2 separate regions of the Homo sapiens genome follow, and region 1 is linked to region 2. Evidence: chromatin contacts called from ENCODE Hi-C or POLR2A ChIA-PET data. All regions are on one chromosome and are shown on one strand. Each heading gives the region's core, a stretch centred on a gene start or an enhancer-like site at or near the end of the contact. The rest is flanking DNA. Distances are from core to core; before and after follow the strand shown.

Region 1 (5,836 bases), core at 1,785-4,284, 120 kb after region 2:
GAAGAAAAAATAAAGCAATAACGTAACAATAATAGTAGGTAATTTTACTGAGCACTTACTAAGATGAAGTCTCCAAAAAGCTAAATTATGCCTAATCATGAAAAACAAATATAGCCATCTGAGACCCAAATGGGCTTCCTGGTAAATTACATTGCCCTCTGGCCCTGGAGCATTCAAATGCAAGCCAGCTGCTAATCTGTCAATAATGCCCCAGAAGGAGGTTGTATTGAGCCGAGATTGCACTATTGCACTCCAGCCTGGGCGACAGAGCGAGACTCCATCTCAAAAAAAAAAAAAAAAAAAAGGCTCTAGAAAGGACTGCTCTCTCTCTCTCTCTCTTTTTTTTTTTTTTTTTTTTTTTTTTTTTTTTTTTTTTTTTTTTTTTTTTGAGACAGAGTCTGGCTCTGTCGCCCAGGCTGGAGTGCAGTGGCACAATCTTGGCTCACTACAAGCTCCACCTCCCAGGTTCATGCCATTCTCCTGCCTCAGCCTCCCGAGTAGCTTGGGACTACAGGCGCCCGCCACCACGCCCGGCTAATTTTTTGTATTTTTAGTAGAGATGGGGTTTCAGCATGTTAGCCAGGATGGTCTCGATCTCCTGACCTCACTATCCGCCCTCCTCAGCCTCCCAAAGTACTGGGATTACAGGCGTGAGCCACCGCACCCAGCCCAAGACTGCTCTCTTGAAGTGGGATTTGTGCTAAATGATTTCTAACATTCCTTCTTCATGCTGAATCTATGATTCTTTAAAAGTCAGGAATGCTATTTGATTCATGGCGTTTTCTTAGGTAACATTTAATCCAATCTCCCTCACAATATGGAAACACACTCTGCAGCATCTCTGGTGCTCTGCCTCCTTGATTCATAGCACAGTAGGTGCTCCATATCCGTGGGTTCCACATCTGTGGGTTCCACATCCATAGATTCAACCAACCGCGGATAGGTAGTATTTGAAAAAACAAAACAAAAATAGATTGTTTCACCTGTACTAAACATGTACAGACTTTTGTCATTATTCCCTAAGCAATGCAGTGTAACAACTATTTACATGGCATTTGCATTGCATTGGGTATTATAAGTCATCTAGGGATGATGTAAAGGATAAGGAAGAATGTGTGTAGGGTATGAGCAAATACCACACCATTTTACATCAGGGACTTGAGCATCCATGGATTTTGATATCCAAGGGGAGTCCTGGAACCACTCCTCCATGGATACGGAGAGACAACTGTACTAAAAATATGCCTCTTCTCTCATTCATTCATTCACTCTCCATAAATGCAATGAACTTCTACTATGTGCTAGGTTCTGTGCTAGACATGGCAGACATAAAAATGAATAAAGACACAAGCTTATCCTTAGGTTGCTCAAGGTCCATTATAGGAAGTAGACAAATAAATCAAGTAAATATATAAATCACACTGCTTTAAATAAGTAAAGCAATAGAAGCATGCACCTGGCAGAAGCATGAATCCTCTATCTGTGGGTTCAATGAAAACTTTCTGAAGAAGATGAGAGCTAAACTGAGGTTCAAAAGACAAATCCAAATATTCCAGGTAGACAGGGGAATAAGGTATTCTAGCTAGAGGGAACAGAATGATCAAGGAATCAGGGATGAAACAAACACTGAGGTGGAGTAGAATCTTTTTTTTTGTTGTTTGTTTTTTGAGACAGAGTTTCTCTCTGTCTCCCAAGCTGAAATGCAGGGGCGCAGTTTTGGCTCACTGCAGCCTCTGCCTTCTGGGCTCACTGGATCCTCCCACCTCAGCCTCCAGAGTAGCTAGGACTACATGTGCCACCAAGCTTGACTCATTTTTTAATTTTTTGTAGGGACAGCGAGGTTTCATTATACTGCCCAGGCTGGTCTAGAACTTCTGGGCTCAAGCCATCCACCTGCCTCAGCCTCCCAAAGTGCTGAGATTACAGATTTGAGCCACCATGCCTGTGAGTAGAATCTTAATAGTCCACTTTGCCATTGCGAGAGATTTGGAGCTCATCTTGCAGAGAATGAGCAGCCATGGCCAGACCTGCATTTTTGGAACTAATGCCCACTGAGCCCACTTCACTTTGCCCAAATCTCCCAGGCTGGCTCCCTTTCCTGCCCCCTTCTAGTCTTCCCATGCCCAGCATTGACAGTCAGATGGCTCAATTCTTTCCCCTAGACATACCGACCTTTCACCACTAGTCCAGGCATCACACCTTGACAAACTTTCTTTCATGATAAACCTTGTTACTCCACTAGACACTGACGAGATTAAACTTCAAGCACAATCTCCATAACTTTCCTATAGGTTTTCCTGAGTTTTATGGACCGGCCTCCAATCTGTTATTTCATTGAAGAAATAACTGCTACTTTATCTCAGAAGATGTGCTCTGCTGCTAGGTGATATGTTCTATAGTTTTTCAGCTAGTTAGAAAAGAAATTTGCCAAGTTCATGATCAGTGTGGTTGCGTGACTGATAATTATAAAACCAAATTGAAGGGGTAATAGAAAAATGTTCCAGAAGAGACTCTTACCATGGCCCCAAACAGCTGGGTCAGGATGACTTCATGGGCTATTTAACTTCTAATTTCTAGATTACAGGATAATTTCAATAAAGGCTATGCTGGCCAATTACTGAGTCAGCCACACACTTGAGTTACTGCCATTTCAACTTTTACAACGGAATGGAGAGGTGAGTCACATTTTATTAGACAGCAACTGTGTCTGATAGAGCTTCAATGTACCCCACCATAAAAAAGTCAAGCACAAAGAAAAAATATACCAAGGAAGCCACAGTAGAGGGAAATAGTAGTGAGAATATCCCCTTTATCTCCAAGCAGTGTTACATCCCCCCAAAAATTCTCAGCCTATATATGAATGTTTTAGAAGGCAAAAATTATTTCAAAATGTGAAACATATTGTCAGCCTAATTTACTGGAATATGCAGTAAGGCATTTTCTTTCTCTTCTTCAAATTGGCAGATTCTGTTACTTAAACCTTGTGTTAGATCTCTCAGTTGTGAACGAATGCATAAAAATAGCATTCCAGTCTATAGTTGGGTCTAAGCCAATTAATGGGAATGAGGAAATGACTCACTGGAGAGTCTGAGATACTCTGTCTTTTAGGATTTATATTATCCTTTCCCCAGCACACTCATTTAAGAATGGACTTGAGCAAGATCTCAAAAAGCAAAGGCTGTCCCCCTCACATGGATATATATGTTCTAGAGAGTCTCCCAGAGTGAAACAAGTTCCGTGATTAAAGACTCACAAACAGCTGGGTGTGGTGGCTCACGCCTGTAATCCCAGCACTTTGGGAGGCTGAGGCAGGAGGATCACTTGAATCCAGGAGTTTGAAACCAGCCTGGGCAACGTGAAAAAACCCTGTCTTTACAAAAAAATATATAAAAATTAGCTGGGCATAATGGTATATTCCAGCTACTCAGGAGGCTGAGGTAGGAGGATCACTGGAGCCCAGGAGGCAGGGGTTGCAGTGAGCCAAAATCCCACCACTGCACTCCAGCCTGGTCAACAGAACAAAGCCCTGTCTCAAAAAAATAAAAAATAAAATAAAAAAGCAGAGTGAGTTCTTCACCATGCACGCCACATCTTAACAACCATTCACTGTGGCAGAATTCTTTTTCAATGCCCCTTCACATTCTTTTCATTCCACAAGCGAGAGAGACATTAGGGGTGATAGTTTGAGGTTAACACCTCCCTTTAAACATCTTCTGGGTTCTGATTAGCAAATGATATGGTTTGGATCTGTGTCCCACCCAAATCTCATGTCGAATTCTATTCCCTAATGTTGGAGGTGGGGCCCGGTGGGAGATGATTGGATCGTGAGGGTGGATATCTCCCTTTGGTGCTGTTCTTGTGATGGTGAGTGAGTGTATTATTGTGAGGTCTGGTTGTTTAAAAGTGTGTGACACCTCTCCCTCTCTCCCTCATCCTCTTGCTCCTGCCATGTAAGACACCTGCTCCCGCTGTGCCTTCCACCATGAGTCAAAGCTCCCTGAGGCCTATGCAGAAGAGATGCTGCCAAACTTCCTGTACAGGCTGCAGAGCAATGAGCCAATTAAACCTCTTTTCTTCACAAATTACCCAGTCTTGGGTATTTCTTTATAGCAGTGCAAAAAATACAGACTAACACAGTGAGTTTAGGGCTACCAATTTCCTTTTTGACAAGCAGGGTGAATGCCAGCTGAAAACATCTGTAAATGGCAGAAGCAGAGAGAGAAAGAGGTGACACTAGTGATGAGGGGCTTCTTAATGTTCAACAAAGCAACACTGAAAATTCAGAACAACATAGCTTGAACCTACATATCCCTGGTGTGTTCTATACAGAGCACAAAGCTGTTCTTTGAGCTGGGTTTTGCAAGAAAGAGCTAGGGATCCTATTCAAGGGAGGCAGTCATTTAGGATAAGCTGAAACTATATAGTGGGCAGTTTCCTTTTTAAGCATGAGAAGAAAAGGCTTCCTTCATTTTAATCATGCAGCAAACCTCAGTGAAATGTGACAGGCATGGAGAGAAATTAGACCATTGAGAGAAAAATGGAAATAAACATGGTTTGGTTGGGGGGAGGTGAAAAAAACAAGGGAGAAAAAGCTAAGCAAAAAATCAAAACATAAAAGGAAATGTGTTGGAGTTGTTACAAAGGAAACCAAAAAGAGATGTGTACATAAGCTCTTAAGGCAAAGAAAAGTATGTAGGCAAGGGGTTGGAAAAAGAAAACAGTGGTGTGTAGACGAGAAAAGGAAAGAAGACACAAGATGAAAGCAAGAAAACAATATATACTATGGTTAATGGTAAATGGTTCATTTATATTTAATACATTTTTAAAAGGATAAGCCATCGTACCATGGGAATTCTAACACTGCCCACTGTAAAGGTTATATAATCCATTGCACTTTTGTGTAGGAAAATAAACCACAGACCCAAGCCACTAGTCCCTGAAAATGACTGCCAGCATGTCAGTGGGTAATGGTTCTTCCGGACATTAGAATGTATTCTTGGAGCATCATCTACAACCCACAGGGGAGATCTGTCTTTAAAGATGTTGTACATCACACATCCATTTAATAGGAAGCCTCTGTGCGATGGAAAATAATTTCTCAGAATTTTGATTCTTCTCTATATGTATAACCTCTATGCCACATAATAAAATCTTTGCTGATTTTTAAAAAAATGTGAAGGCTTCTATGATTGACTGAGCCTCTAAATTCCAGCTGTGCTTCTAGTAGGTTTATTTGTGTTTCCCTCTTACTGATTTTTTCCAGGAGCCCAGGTGCGGGCCTGTTTTATGGAGGAGGATTATTTATGGATTCCCTAAAGAGAAGTCTGATACACAAATAGATGTGGGGATTATGAGGCTCAGTGTTTGTAAACATCAAAAAGATTTAAGCTGAAATTTTAATTTACGGAAGAAGCTGGAGTGTGAGGAATTTACTTTTGAATGAGCTGACATGACATATGCTTCTCTATGTGACAAAAAAGAAAAATCTTAAGGGTAGCTGGAAGAGGAGAGGGATAGGGAACCCAAACAAGCCAATAATTCCTACTGATTGAGTAAGGAGCAAAAAAAAAAAAAAAAAAAAAAAAAAGGCTTGTTTTTTATTTTCAAATTACAGGACTTGGTTTTAGTGCAATTTTTATAAACCCTGATTCAGCACTATGCGATCACGCTGTTACATATAACCATAAGGTGCAATTAGAGGCTAATAGAACCTCTGGGCAACCTCTTTCTTGGTCGTAATCCCTTTAGGATAATTTTCGCCCCACAGCGGTTGACTAGACTACAAATTATAAAAAACTACATCCATTTGCACCCCATTTTATTGACCACTTGGGGT
Region 2 (5,860 bases), core at 3,111-5,610:
AGCTTGCTGAAGTTCCTTTTATTGGGTCACTAATCCCATCATGAGGGCCCCACCCATGAGACCTAATTATCTCCCAAAGGTCCCGCCTTCTTATACTGTCCCACTGGGGGTTAGGACTTCAACATGTGAATTTCAAGGAGATGCAAACATTCAGTCCATAGCACCCAGCCACAGTGACAACACATGACATACACAGGGGCAGAACACAAAGGGAATTCCAACTTGCTGCACCTTCCAATTAGAAACACACATTCTGTCCCTGCAGAAACTCTGCCGTCACAGCCCATTTGGGTTCTAACAGGACTCATACAGGCTTTCTGAAATCAACTTACACCATTTCTGCAAAGCCATGTTAGATCACCTGTTTCAAGCCCCACTTGATGACAGAAAGGCTGCTGGAAGAGTCCAGATCTCTACACCTCCACCTTGTCTTGCCTACTCACTGCCTGAAGTGGGGGGTCAGGGTGCAATTTTTGGTGGGAGAGGGTTAGAAACATGTTTTTGCGGTGTCTTTCAAAAATCACATGACCAGAAAACAAAAACACAAACTACTGTGATTCAACTCAGAAAGCACAAAAGGGCTTTCAGCTCAACAGCTGGTGGAGAGCGCTTGCCTCCCTTCTCTCTGCGGGGTCTCAGAAGCCAGACAATAGACCTGTGATTTTGTTGCAGCTGTAAACTCTTTCGTGGCTATACGATGAGTCAGTAGTTTTGTATTCATAATCATTGTCCTTTAAGATGCTACAGGTTAATTCAAAAAGACATTTAATGTTACATGAAGGCTGTTTGCTAACATTTTTCATGCCCCCAAACAAAAGGAAATTCACATTAGAGAACTGAATTCATTTGCCAACAAGAGGTCTCATCCAAAACTAAACTATATTTAATAACAACAACAAACATTAGGACAATTTGCAATTTAGAAAGAACTAAAACTTAGGTTCAAGTTCTGGGGTTTGCTAGTAATCCATCCTGAGAGGTCAAGGGAGTTCATCATGGCTCTTTGACTTAGTTTCCTCTTCTGCAAAATGAGGAGTTTGAAAGGGGTGGCTTTATAATTATTTGTTAGCAACACCCAATTTTTCCCCAGAACTTTAATATTAAAAAGCAGATGTAAATATAAAATATATGTTTATATATATAAACAACCTCAAATACATATTGGATTATAAAATAATGAAACAAGGCTGTTTGTGTATCTTATTTTAGTTGTCATGTATCACAAAATATCCTGATTGATCCAAAAGGGTGTTTGCAAAGCCTTCCTTCCTCTCTCTCTCTCTTTCTATTTTTTCAGTGATTGCCTTGCCAAATAAGGGCACTCATTAACTAGAGCAGAACAGGTTTGAATCTGAGGTCATCAAAACCAAAATGAATCCAAAAAAAACCTAGCTAATCAGGCAGCATATAGTAATGCATTTGGGTGTGTCAGTAAATTTGAATATGCATTTTAATAGCACTTTTTATCACAGGCTAAAATGTATTTTTAATGACATTGGAATAAAACATTTGAACAGCCATCCAAGCCCCTCTGTGGAGCCCTGGTGTTCACAGAGCACTCTTTGAAATCCACTGGGCTGCATGTTGTCTAAGGCAGGGGTCTCCAACCCCTGGGCCATGAACCAGTACTGGTCCCTTCCCTATTAAGAATCAGCAGCACAGCAGGAGGTGAACGGCGGGCAGCTGACATTACTCCCTGAGCTCTGCCTCCTGTCAGATCAGTGGAGGCATCAGATTCTGATAGAAGCACAAACTCTATTGTGAGCTGTGCACGTGAGGGATCTAGGCTGTGCACTCCTTATGAGAATCTAATGCCTGATGATTTGTCACTGTCTCCCATCATCCCCAGAGAGGACCATCTAGTTGCAGGAAAACAAGCTCAGCTCCCACTGATTCTAAATGTAATGTGCCTGAATCATCCTGAAACCATCACTCCTCCCCAACCTCTCCAACCTCCCCAACCGCAACCCCTTCCAAATTGTCTTCCACAAAACTGGTCCCTAGTGCCAAAAAGGCTGGGGGCTGCTGTTCTAAGGTGTCTTGTGGTCTGACTGTCTGTGATCACTGCCTTTTCCCTGCAACCTCACCTCCCACCCCCACCCCTTCATTCACTCTAGAAATATTTATTGAGTCCTCCTGTGAATCAGGCGCAGTTTAGGCCCTTGAGACACTTCAGTGAAGCTACCCAAATATGTACACAAGCCCTGCACAGGAACTTTTATTTTTTATTTATTTATTTTGTTTTGTTTTGTTTTTTGAGATGGAGTTTCACTCTTGTCACCCAGGCTAGAGTGCAGTGGGGCATTCCTGGCTCACTGCATTCAACCTCTCAGGTTGAAGTGATTCTCCTTCCTCAGCCTCCCACGTAGCTGGGATTACAGGCACCTGCCACCATACCTGGGTAATGTTTTTGTGTGTGTTTTTAGTAGAGATGGGGTTTCACCATGTTGGCCAGGCTGGTCTCAAATTCCTGACCTCAGGTGATCCACCTGCCTCGGCCTCCCAAAGTGCTGGGATTACAGGCATGAGCCACTGCACCTGGCCACCCTGCACAGGAACTTTACCCTTGCAGCTGTTTTCGTTTACAGCTTTGAAAACAATTCTAGTTGATACTGTATCAGATACAGCCCAATTCTTTCCTGAGTGACTGGGTTTCCCACTCAGTTACCAGTTCCTGGACATTAACAGAAGATGGCAGACAATTCATCAACTGGCTGACAGGCAGCTGCTCAAGACAAGAGGTCTGTTTGTACACTTTCCTCTCTCATATGTTAGCTAAACTGAAAGAACAACTAAGCAAGCAAGGTTGCCTAGCCAAGCAAGATCCTCACCAGATCCAAACACTTCTTTGAGTTTTGGGAAGGCTTATGGGTTAAATTAAGCCATTAACATTTGGTCCATCTTGTGTCTGTATTTTGTATTTCTTCAAGATGCTTTAAATAAGGTTGTAGATTTTTAGAAAATATGGTTCCTTTTTCAGAAAAACTCGGGATCCTTCCAAAATGCTCTCAAAGCCTGACCAACTGGTGGGTAGCCTTTGTAAACCTGGAGAATAATGGATTGTTGGAGAAGCCTGTTTTATTAAGTCTCTTTCCCTTTGGAAGCAAACCTCAGAAGCCCCATCCAACTAATGGTGGGATATTTAATTATTCCAGATTCTTCCAGAATGTCACTGGGGACTCAGATTATGTCATTTGGGTTCTGTGATGCGACTTTTAACGGGGTTGTCTCCCAAGAACAGGAGTAAATACTCAGAATAAAAAGCTCGAGAATCCGTGCCCAGTAGGTGGCGCTGCTCTTCCTTCTGTTGGGATTCGATTCAGACCCGCTGGGAACAAAATCATCTGTTAGAAAGAGTATGCAGGAGGTTGGAGTAGGCAAACGTATCGGAGGCAGAAAGGCAAACAATTTTGTCAGCTCTCCTGACATACAGAAGATAATCAAAGCAGGCAAAGCAAACCACCCCAAAATTCACAGACTATTTGGCTTATATCTTTAAAGTATAAAAACATCCTGTACTGAATTTAATTTAATCAACAATGATAGAATGTTTAGAACGATGTAATCAACTGCTTGCTATTTTCCTGAAGTCTCCAAAGAGAGTGACTTCCAAGAGTACAGATGTTCCTTGACTTATGCGGCTACGTCTTGTAAACCCATCGTGAGCCGAAATTATCATAAGTAGAGAATGCATTTAATACTCCTAACCTACTGAACACCATAGCTTAGCCTAGCCTACCACAAACGTGCTGAGAACACTTCCATTAGCCTACAGTTGGGTGAAATCATGTAACACCTAAGCCTATTTTATCATGAAGTGTTGAATATCTCGTGTAATTTATTGAACACAGTACACTGTAGAGCACAGTATCAGTTGTCTGTCCTCATGACTTTGTTGCTGACTGGAGCTGCTGCTCACTACCCCTGCCTGGCATCATGAGAGAGCATTGTACTATATTATCACCAGCCCTGGAAAAGATCAAAGTTCAAATTCTGAAGTATAGTTTCTACTGAACACATATTTTTTCTGCACCATCGTAAATCTTAGGTCAAACCATGGTCAGTTGTGGACCTTCTGTATATGTCTTTGACCTCATTGCCCCAGGGGCACCCAAATCCCAGGAATGGCCTTCCAAGGGTACCTTAAATAAAAGTTAAAGGGATGAACAAGGGTGGTTGCCCAGACCAGAGGAGCGCTCTGAAAGCAGTAACATTTAATGCTCGAATGCCTCTACAAGAGTCGTCATGAGGTTGCACAAAAACATGTGGACATTTGCACTGAGAACGCTCTCTTTCCCAAGGCAACTCCGATCTTTGAGGAAATCCAATGGACCCTGCACCTTTCTAGTTCTGCCATTTGAGGCCTTGTGAAACAAGCCTGACTCGGCTTCTCGGTGACCAGTCCTTCAAATATTTGCCCACAGCTCTTATGTTTCCCTCTAAGTCTTTTCTCCTCCAAAATAAACACCATGGTTGTTTCAACATTTCCGTAGTGTACTAGCACAGTTCTATTAATACTTCAGTTGCAAGTTACAGAAACAGGCTCTGGTGAGCTTTACCTGAGATGTCTCATAGAATCAAAAGAGGAATTAAACATCTCCAACCTGAGAAGGAAGTTGCTGGGATTCAGAGCAGGAGTCAGCGTCCTCCTACTGCAGTCCTGCCATTCACGTAACTCATTGGTGACTTTCATGTCAATTTCAACTTCCTATTGAGATTCTGAAGACCTACCTGGGATTAGCCAACCCTGGGCAGGGGCCTGCGTCACATAACATAGACATGGCTACCAAGTCTCAATACAGAAAAGTGAGATCACATAGGTTATTTCTTGTTATTCTGATCTCTCCTCTGAGCAGGGGCTATTTATTAGTGTTTCCTTTACTGTGTGGGGCCAAGTACTGAGGGTGACTCTGACCACGCAGAGCAGAGCAGGACCATCATCCTCCTGTTCTGGACTCTATACTTTTATTATTACGGCCAAAGATAGTGAGCATTTTTTTTTTTTTTTTTTGATTCACATGACTCCTCTTGCCTGTTGTTATGTCACATCTCTTTCATCTTGTACTTCACTCGTTTGGTCTGGTGACTCTAAATGCCAGACCATATCCCTAAGAATTGTCATTGGAAACATCTGAGATGCTGTTCCAGCCTGCCAAAAGCTTTTGGATCTTCATTTTATCACCCATCATAGGATAAATGTATGCCAATACTACTTTTGTCTATTTATTTAGCAAAGTTTCATTGTATTTTGTTTTGTAAGAAACTGAGTTTAGCAGGAGAGATAATAGAGTCACTGAGCTACGCAGAGAAATCATAGAAAATGTGTAAGCGATCTAGTCATTCTACTTCTAGGAATTTATCATCAGAAATTGTCGGGGACATAAGCAGGTTTGAATGCTTACATTTTTGCCTCATTATTATTTATAACAAAAAAAATGAAGCCCATTTACTGCCAAACAGTAAGGGAATGTTTACATAAATTTTGATATATTAATTTAATAAAATATATTGCCACCAATAAAAATGTTGTTGACACATACATCCTCAAGACATCAGAAAATATTATAAAATACATATGCAATTTATTTAAGTTTAGAAGAAACTAAAACAAAAATCAATAATGTTTTGATTTTTGTCTTTTTATTTTTTTATTTGCCCCACCTTGGAGAAACTAATGCCTTTTTATTTTTAATAAAACATAAACTGAAGCAAATATACCAAAATGTTATCTGTGGGTTATCTCTGGATGATGGAGCTTTGGTGATGTTGTTGTCATCTTTATACCTTTCTCTATTTTTTTAACTTTATAATAAATATGTATTTCTTCTCTTATAGAAAATCTTTTTAAAAGAAAGCTTAT

Evidence for each region. A loop is a pair of places that touch in the nucleus more often than their neighbours do. ChIA-PET counts read pairs that join two places held with the same protein, here RNA polymerase II (POLR2A). Pooled maps may share reads with other maps.
Region 1: a loop to region 2 is called in a map of ascending aorta, with 5 times the contacts of the local background. The contact joins two enhancer-like sites. A Hi-C loop is called at or near these places in 3 of 168 maps with a recorded cell type or tissue (ascending aorta, chondrocyte and psoas muscle) and 5 of 50 pooled maps. POLR2A ChIA-PET finds 5 or more read pairs at or near these places in 4 of 52 experiments (AG04450, GM12878, OCI-LY7 and 1 more).

Annotation. Positions count from the first base shown.
Region 1 is chr5:34,606,382-34,612,217 of GRCh38, forward strand. No RefSeq gene overlaps it. Among named protein-coding and RNA genes, the nearest start is that of RAI14-DT, 47 kb to the right of the region's middle. Within about 2 kb of position 3,035, at least 8 of the 41 ENCODE cell types and tissues checked have a DNase peak (open chromatin) inside an H3K27ac peak, as active enhancers do; they include ascending aorta, where a contact is called at or near this core.
Region 2 is chr5:34,483,076-34,488,935 of GRCh38, forward strand. No RefSeq gene overlaps it. Among named protein-coding and RNA genes, the nearest start is that of RAI14-DT, 170 kb to the right of the region's middle. RefSeq lists enhancers at 1-356, 357-899, 3,211-3,370. Within about 2 kb of position 4,361, at least 14 of the 41 ENCODE cell types and tissues checked have a DNase peak (open chromatin) inside an H3K27ac peak, as active enhancers do; they include ascending aorta, where a contact is called at or near this core.